Linked DNA regions of Mus musculus: regions 2 and 3 are each linked to region 1. Evidence: chromatin loops called from intact Hi-C (ENCODE). Cell type or tissue: heart. All regions are shown on one strand.

Region 1 (2,500 bases):
CACCCAAACAGCTCTTTATTAAAGTGGAGGCTGCCTTACCCACTGAAATCATGTTGCTGTAGTTCTCCATCATGATCTCCCTGTACAGGCACTTCTGTTGGAAGTCCAGCTGTGCCCACTCTTCCTCGGTAAACGTCAGAGATACATCTTCAAACTTCACAGACTCCTGAAAGGCACAAGATGCAGTTCAGTCCAGGGTTTTCCTCTTCTACAGTGACAGAAAAATAGGAAGGCTGAGCAAGATGACCCAGCTACATTTTACTTATCTCATGTTCCTTTGTCTGAATCCTTGAGCAAATCGGTCTGACACTAATCAGGGGACACGTGAGACTGTGGTCTATGAAAACCTGTTCATTTCTCACTAATCAGGGGATAGGACTGTTGGTTCCCATCTATACCTCTTTTCTTGTTTTTGAATTGTCACTTCCTTAAAGTAGTTGCTGAAAACTAAACATGAGCTTCTTATCTTCTTACACTTGTCAGTTTCTTTCACCAGACCCTCAGCTTAAAAAAAAAAAAAAAAAAAAAAAAAAAAAAAAGAAAAAATAAAGGTTGAAAAGGATTGGTGAGATGGCTCAGTGGGTAAAGGTGCCTGCTACCAAGCCTGAGTTTGATTGATCTTCAGGATTCATATGTTGGAAGAAGGGTAGCGATCCGGAAAGGTACTCTCTGTCCTCTACAAGCAGGCAGTGGCACACACGTGCATGCCCCCCCCCCCCCAAATGTAATAGTATTGTTTTTTAATTAAAAAGCCTCAATCTGGCTTGCCAGTTCCTGGTTCAGAAATCGGTTTGTTTGTTTCTTCTATTGTAACCACCCTCTTGGGCAGTCCTCCAACTCCTCCCGAAACTCAATGATATTTGAGAACAAACGTCTCACCACTAGCCGACCCCTGAGCCGACTCAAAAGTTGAAAAGAAGCCTTTACTCACATGGGGCCAGGTTGTTGGAAGCGTGGAAGCCATACTGTCCTCCATGTTCTCTCCCAGGAGTAGGCAGAATGCTGACGAAACCTAAAGTGGAAGAGGGGGGCACTAAGGAATGTGCCCAGCGGCTCCCCCACCTCTGCCCATATCCCACCCCTCAGCAGGACATGACCAGTCCACCCCAAAATTGCAAAGTGCCCAGTGAATCCTCTTCCCGACTCCCATAAGCCTACAAGACAGGTTCCCCTCTAACCGAGAGGGGACAGCTGATGTCATCTAATCCAAAAGGCGGTTGGTTTTCTTAAACTGTGGTCCTTATTTAGAACGCGATGTCTTCCTTAGGATTTGTTCGGACCCACGACTACACACCTTCTCCCGGGTCCGTAGAAGTGGCGCCACAAACGAAGCCGACACTGGGTTCCAGAGGTTGCAAATAAAACAGAAGATGGGTGCTGCCCCCGACGGGCTTTCACGCAGCGCTACGATTGCGGAAAGACACAATGGCGCTCGCCCGTCGGTCTTGTCCCGAACTGCGCCAGCTCACGAGTCCGGACTACAACTCCCAGACGCCCCCGCGGACGTCGAGCGGCAGCAGTTAGGCGGCGTTTGTCCTGTTGGCGGGCGAAGCCGAAGTCCGAAAAGTGTGTTATTGACTGCTAAAGAACTAGGATGCAGCTTTTGAAGAAGGATACTAAGACGCTGAGCACCAGTACCTCTGTGGACAGAGACCGAGGCTAGGAGAGAATCGAACCCACTAACAGGAGCAAAAGAACTTGGACAAAACGGAAGCTAGGCATGGGCAAGGGGGTGGGCCGGAAGTGCTGGTGTTAGGTCGGCTGAGCGAGGCACGCCGCGTAGCAGAGCAAGGAAGGCGGGACGAGGGGACAGATGGAACCTACGGCTCTACTAGTGTAGAGGGGGAGGGAATCCGGATTGGGGCTGTCTGTGGGTCGGAGGCAAGAGAAGACAAAGTCATTTAACGGAGTTTACTGTGGGGAAGGAGAAAAGGATGCAATCTTACTGAAGTTTCACCGGTACCCTTAAAGGGAGAGGAAGAAAGGAGTAACTGTAGAAACAGAAAGCCATTAGGCATCGGAATTAAAAGTACTCAAATTTCCATGAGAGGACAGGCGTTTGCGTCCAGATTAGTAGAGTGGGCAGGGTTGTGTGGTCTGGGCAGGGTGGTGTGGGCTTATAACGTTTAGGTGGGAAGTATGGAGACCTGGTGGACTTAAAATATGGTAGGCTACACTAAATGTCCTCTCTAGTTTTCCCCAGCAGAGGAAGGGATGTAGTGAGAATCCTGGAATTTTGGTTTCTTGGAAGAACAAACAAATATTATAAAATAATATTTTGTTTGATTCCAGGTATAGGGATGTGGGGCTGCTTCAGACTGCCTGTAGCAGCTGACCGTGATTTGTTTTGTGCTCTAGCAGAATCGTGGTTCTGTCTGTAGCAGATAGTTTTTTGTGATTGTGTTATATTTGGAATTCTGAGAACTTTTCAGAGAGTATATTAATGTTAGGGCCCGATAGGCTAGGGGCTGGGCTGGACCAGTTGGTTGTATAGGGAGGA
Region 2 (2,500 bases), 360 kb after region 1:
AGAACACATCCACAAAGTTAACAAGACCCCTAAGAAGCATGATAAAAACAAACAAACAAAAAAACCGCGCGCGCACACACACACAAACACACACACACACATTGTGCAGTAAGTGGAGCACAAGTAATACCAGCAATGGGGAGGCAGACAGGAGAATCCCTGGGAATTTCTGACAAGTCAATAGAGTGGAATTAGAAGCTTCCTGGTTCAGAAAGAGACCCTGTCTCAAAGCCAAGATAGAGAGCCACTGAAGAAGATACCTAATACTAACCACATAGTTATCACTGACACAGACACACTTTGGGATAAAGTGTGATCGTCTGCAAAGGTTAAAGCCAAACAACAGCCATCACCACCTGCAAGATCTTCCAGACTCAAGCCCATCGATCCCCTCTCCCCTCCCGTAGTCGCGTCAGAGACAAAAAAAAAAAAAAAAAAAAAAAAAAAAGTCTAGAGTCAGACCCCACAAATGCATGGATTCCGGGTCTTTGTGTGAGGTCCGCAACCGCTTGGTACTGAGTTTGGTACTAAGCACTGGCACACTTACAGAGAGAGACTCAGATACCCTAGGATTTGAGTCAAACAAAGCTCAAGGCAAGCAAGTTGTAAGAATCCTACACCCCCCCCCCCCCCCCCCATAACTCAAGGCAAGCAAGTTGCAAGAACCATGCACGCACACCCTAACGGGACAGCACACACACACCCTCTTGTCACTTCAAATTTAAAAGAACCTGAGCCTTTCCCAAGTCAGGTTTGACGCCCTTTACAGATCTTTGCTTGGAAGGGACCGGTTAAGAGCCTGGCTCTCCTTCAGGGCCTCCGCAACCAGGTCGCTCCAGGCGCTGGTTTCAGCAAGCTTCCCGCCTTACCTGGCTCGCGGCCACTGGCCCTGATTGCACTGCGGCTGAGCTGGCTCGGGGCTGCTGCACCGAGCGTCTGGCTTCTGTCCTGCACCGAGACAACGTCCCAGGCCTGGCCGACTCGGCCCACTAGGGCCGGCCTTTCCCAGTCTGTAGAAACAGCGCACCCAGACCCGGGACCTGGAGGGTCGAGGGCAATGGGGGCACCGAGTCGGCGAGAGAAGAGAAGGCACCCGTTGCACCCCGGCACTGAGCCAGCCCTGGCCGCAGGCGCCGCTTCTCCGTGGCCGTTCCAACGACCTGCCAGGCTCTCCGTGACAACGACATCGGTAGCCCTTCGGTCCGGAATAAGGCCTTACTTTGGCCGCGGACAATGGCGGCCGCACCCCCCAGAGTCGACCAGGACACACCGCGAGGACTATTGGGAGTTGTAGTTTCAAAGAGACGCGCTTCTCGCTGCTACCGGAAGTCGGCCAAGGCCATTTTCAGAGCCTATTCTTCCCAAGTACCGCTCTTGAAGCACCCAGACTCTTAGGTTCCGCTTGTTTCCGAGGCCTAGAAGGGCGGTGGTTCTCTCATTTGCCATCACTCCCCAGGTGATGACAGCAGGATAGTTTGGTAGGCCAGGACCTCAGTTTGAGTCTCAGTAAAATTGCAGCTCAAGCAAGGTAGCTACTTTAAAGTCGGAGCTTGATGAGGGTGAGTGATCTCTAGGAAGCACTTCCCTCAACCTTGACAAAATTGAGAACGTGGTTGTTATTATACCTTTATTTTATTTTTAGACGAAGAACATAATTCTGACTGGCCCCTTGCATATGATTGTTGGAGATTAAATTTCAATGCATGAGTTTTGGAGGTGACAAAAATATACAAACCATAATCTTTATCTTCATTTTTGTTTCCTGATGCCTTTAGATCAAATATGACATGAGAGTTCAAACTTGAACAGAGCCATCAAGTCTTATTTTGGAACGTAAATTCATATCCTGTTTTATACTGACATACTGAATTTTTTGAAACTGGCATTAAGTGATTGAATTTCATAAAATTTACCATCTTTAAAAGACAATAAAGGTTCTTTATTATCAGTCCCTGAAAATGTAAAGTGATAGCTTTGAACTAACTTTTCCCCTTTCCTTTTGTCTCTTGGTCTTAAGAAACGTCAGTTGCAAAAGGCATAGTAACTTGCAGTTTGAGACACTTCTTTGCTAGTATTTCTTGAGCAAATACATGTATCATTACTAAACCCTAAGAAACTGCAAATTTCTTTCTTCCATACAGTTACAAGAACAGAGAGATTTTCTGCACAGACTTAAAATAACAAAGTCAAAGATCTTTAGGTAGTATTAGTATAAAGAAAACAAAACAGGGTGTTTGGATTGAGATTTTGGGGAGAGGCACTCAGAGGTGGCTGGTATCCAAAAGTGATATTGTGTTCAGATCTGAAAGAAAAGAAACCACCTAGTGACTGTATGAGGAAGACATCTTTAAGCATAGAGAACAGCAAGTGTTAAGGCCTCAAAGCCAAATTGGCCTTTTCCTGTTAGAGGAGATTGGAGTCTAGGAGTAGGAGTGAAATGAGATGAGCTTCAGGGTACAGAGGCAGCATCAGGGGGTGGTGCATTAAGGTGGTTTGAGGA
Region 3 (2,500 bases), 200 kb before region 1:
TCTTGGTAAGTAGGGTTAGGCATTTGAAGCTGAGGGTTTGTTGGCCATCTGCCTCTCTCTTGCCTGTTGACTTCCACTTGTACCGGCCACAGGAGCCGAACCCTGAGGACCCACTGAACAAGGAGGCTGCTGAGGTCCTGCAGAACAACCGGCGGCTGTTTGAACAAAATGTGCAGCGCTCCATGAGAGGTGGTTACATCGGGTCCACCTACTTCGAGCGCTGCCTGAAATAGGGTTAGCAATTACCCATCCCTGCCAGGGTTACCGGCCCAGGCATCCCCTGCAAATATTTATTGGGGGCCCGGGTAAGGTGTGTGGGGTAGCCTTGGCCCCTGCCTTGGCCTTGCCTCTCTTCCCTGTCACCTGCCCCTAGTTATTTTTTTTTTGACCACCACGTGATTATGGTCGGTGCTGCCTCCCCCCCGACCTGCTCAGCGATGGGAAATGAATTGGCTTGTTTAGCGCCCCCCCCCTCCCGCTGGGTGCTGTCCAACTCCCCACTCTTGACTGTGGGGTAAGTGGGCAATGGGCCTGGGTCGCTAGGCCCAAGCAACCCACCCCACCACCACTGGAGGTCCCACCAGGCTATTAAAGGGGAATGTTACTGCATGGCCTCTGCCTCTTCCTTCTGTGGGGTGGGAGGTACAAGTGAGGTCCACCAGCGTCTATAATGAAGATAAATGTGGCCGTGGATTGGGTGGGACCACTCACTGGGATGAGGTGCAAGCAATGGAAGAATCGGCTAATTTCAGCTCCTGGACCTTACACCAACATAAGGGAGCCTACAAGTCATTTCCAGGCTTGCCCCTTTATGCCATGTGTGGGCCTAATTTGGTTCGAGCCAAGCACTTGCTAAAATGCCATTTATTAACTGCCCAAAAGTGGGTGGAGTATGGGCCTTCCAGAATGAATAGCCAGTCGAGCTGTGCTCCCGCCATGGGCCTGTGAGGCTGGCTTGGGTGGGACCTGTACCTTCTGCTGAGGTGCGTGGCCCTTTGCGCATGCGCTTCTGTGGCTGGCTGTGCGCGTGCGTCCTAGCACTTCCCAGCATTCCCGGAGAGGGTGGGTCGTGTGACGTCAGGTCGCTTAATCCGGAAACGGCGGCCGCAGCAGGGGCTACCGAACCGAGGGGTTGTCGTTGGTGGAGTCTCAAGGCTTCGGAGGGGTAGAGGCGTGACCCGGAAGCGGAAACCCATCGTTCTCTCGGCTCCGGTGAGTGGTCTCTGCTGAGCCGCAGGTCCCGTTTGGTAGGCAGCGTAGGAGGGGGCTTTGGGCCGAGGCATCGGATGCCGCGCGGTCCGCCTGTCCCTACCCACATCGAGGTCTTCACCTCTTCCTGCCCTCGGTACGCAGGCTCAACATCTCCAAGACCTGTTCAGTGTCTGTCACGTCCTGAGCCTGAGAACGTCACTCCTACGCCCGCGAGCCTGGTTTCCTTGGCATTCATGCCCATTACCCCACCTTAGGGCCCAACTTCACATTTCAGAACCTACTCCATTCTATCCTCCCTTGTCGAGGGGCCTCACAACTACCCCCTCCTCAGTACTCAATCACCTTGATGTGCCTACTCAGGTCTGGGTCCCTGGAACAGTTCAGAACCACACCCTTAAGTCAGAAACAGGCTTGCCCCATCGTCTGTGGAAGCAGAGCAGAGAGTAGAGTGGGTGTGCTTGAGTCAGAAATGTATAACTAGTTCTCACCGGCTAATCCTTTTTGACTACTCAAGCGTACCTCCAGTTTCTACACCCTATCTACTTATGTGACCCTTTCTGTCTTTTGCTGCCCTGGGCCCTGCACTCTACAGCTAGTTCTGACGGTTGTCCCAGACCTGCTGGTGGAGTCTTACCACCATGGACCTGTTGTTTGGGCGCCGGAAGACGCCAGAGGAACTACTTCGGCAAAACCAGAGGGCCCTGAACCGAGCCATGAGAGAACTGGACAGGGAACGACAGAAACTAGAAACCCAGGAAAAGAAAATCATTGCGGACATCAAAAAGATGGCAAAGCAAGGCCAGATGGTAAGTGTCAAGTGATATGGGACACGAAGCAAGGTGCCGTCTCAGTCATTGTTTTAAGGATAACAGTGAAACAGTGCTTTGAGCAAACTATCATGAAGGGTTAACAGTAATTTCCCAATTTGGGGTGTCAGGGAGGACCTCTTCACAGATAGTACAAGTGAGCTTCCAGAAAGCTAGCCATCACGACAGCCAAATGTTGCCAAGTCAAGTAGCAAACTGGGAGACCAAGAGAGCTAAGGAGTAGAGGTGGACCAGACACACAGAAATGTAGGTTGCAGTGTGAGCTGTGATGAATAGGCAAGAGTTAAGGATGGGAGTAAGGACAAGAACAATTGCTCAGAGGTGGTTATTTCCTGGGGCTGTGCCAGCAACATTTAGGTAGGGAATAGAAGCTGCACCTTGAATGGATTTGTATGTGGTTCTAGATACAACCTGGATGAACGTCTTTTTTTAATTCACTGCCAGGGACTCCAGGATTTTGT

Evidence for each region. Peaks named below come from ENCODE experiments on the same cell type or tissue, not always from the same donor. Only the 100,000 strongest peaks of a DNase experiment are listed, where the experiment ranks them.
Region 2: it touches region 1 in a loop (5-fold over the local background); 8 of 42 quality-filtered maps call a loop at or near these places.
Region 3: a loop joins it to region 1, with 2.6 times the contacts of the local background. A loop is called at or near these places in 2 of 42 quality-filtered maps.

Annotation. Positions count from the first base shown.
Region 1 is chr7:12,833,959-12,836,458 of GRCm38, reverse strand. Zfp110 (zinc finger protein 110) reads right to left here and starts at 1,698. Exons shown (of 8, transcript NM_022981.5): 1 at 1,295-1,698; 2 at 932-1,012; 3 at 40-166. The coding sequence starts at 976. In heart, a CTCF peak has its summit at 1,521; DNase peaks (open chromatin) are centred at 1,488 and 1,748; H3K4me3 peaks cover 1,758 bases; H3K27ac peaks cover 1,392 bases.
Region 2 is chr7:12,477,076-12,479,575 of GRCm38, reverse strand. It overlaps Zfp606 (zinc finger protein 606), which reads right to left and starts at 1,271. Exons shown (of 7, transcript NM_026112.4): 1 at 870-1,271. In heart, a CTCF peak has its summit at 1,321; DNase peaks (open chromatin) are centred at 1,045 and 1,295; H3K4me3 peaks cover 1,685 bases; H3K27ac peaks cover 1,542 bases.
Region 3 is chr7:13,033,347-13,035,846 of GRCm38, reverse strand. Chmp2a (charged multivesicular body protein 2A) reads left to right here and starts at 1,070. Exons shown (of 6, transcript NM_026885.3): 1 at 1,070-1,212; 2 at 1,805-2,018. The coding sequence starts at 1,851. It overlaps Ube2m (ubiquitin-conjugating enzyme E2M), which reads left to right. Exons shown (of 6, transcript NM_145578.3): 5 at 1-5; 6 at 93-727. The coding sequence ends at 233. In heart, no CTCF peak of the experiment used is centred here; a DNase peak (open chromatin) is centred at 1,076; H3K4me3 peaks cover 2,423 bases; H3K27ac peaks cover 1,846 bases.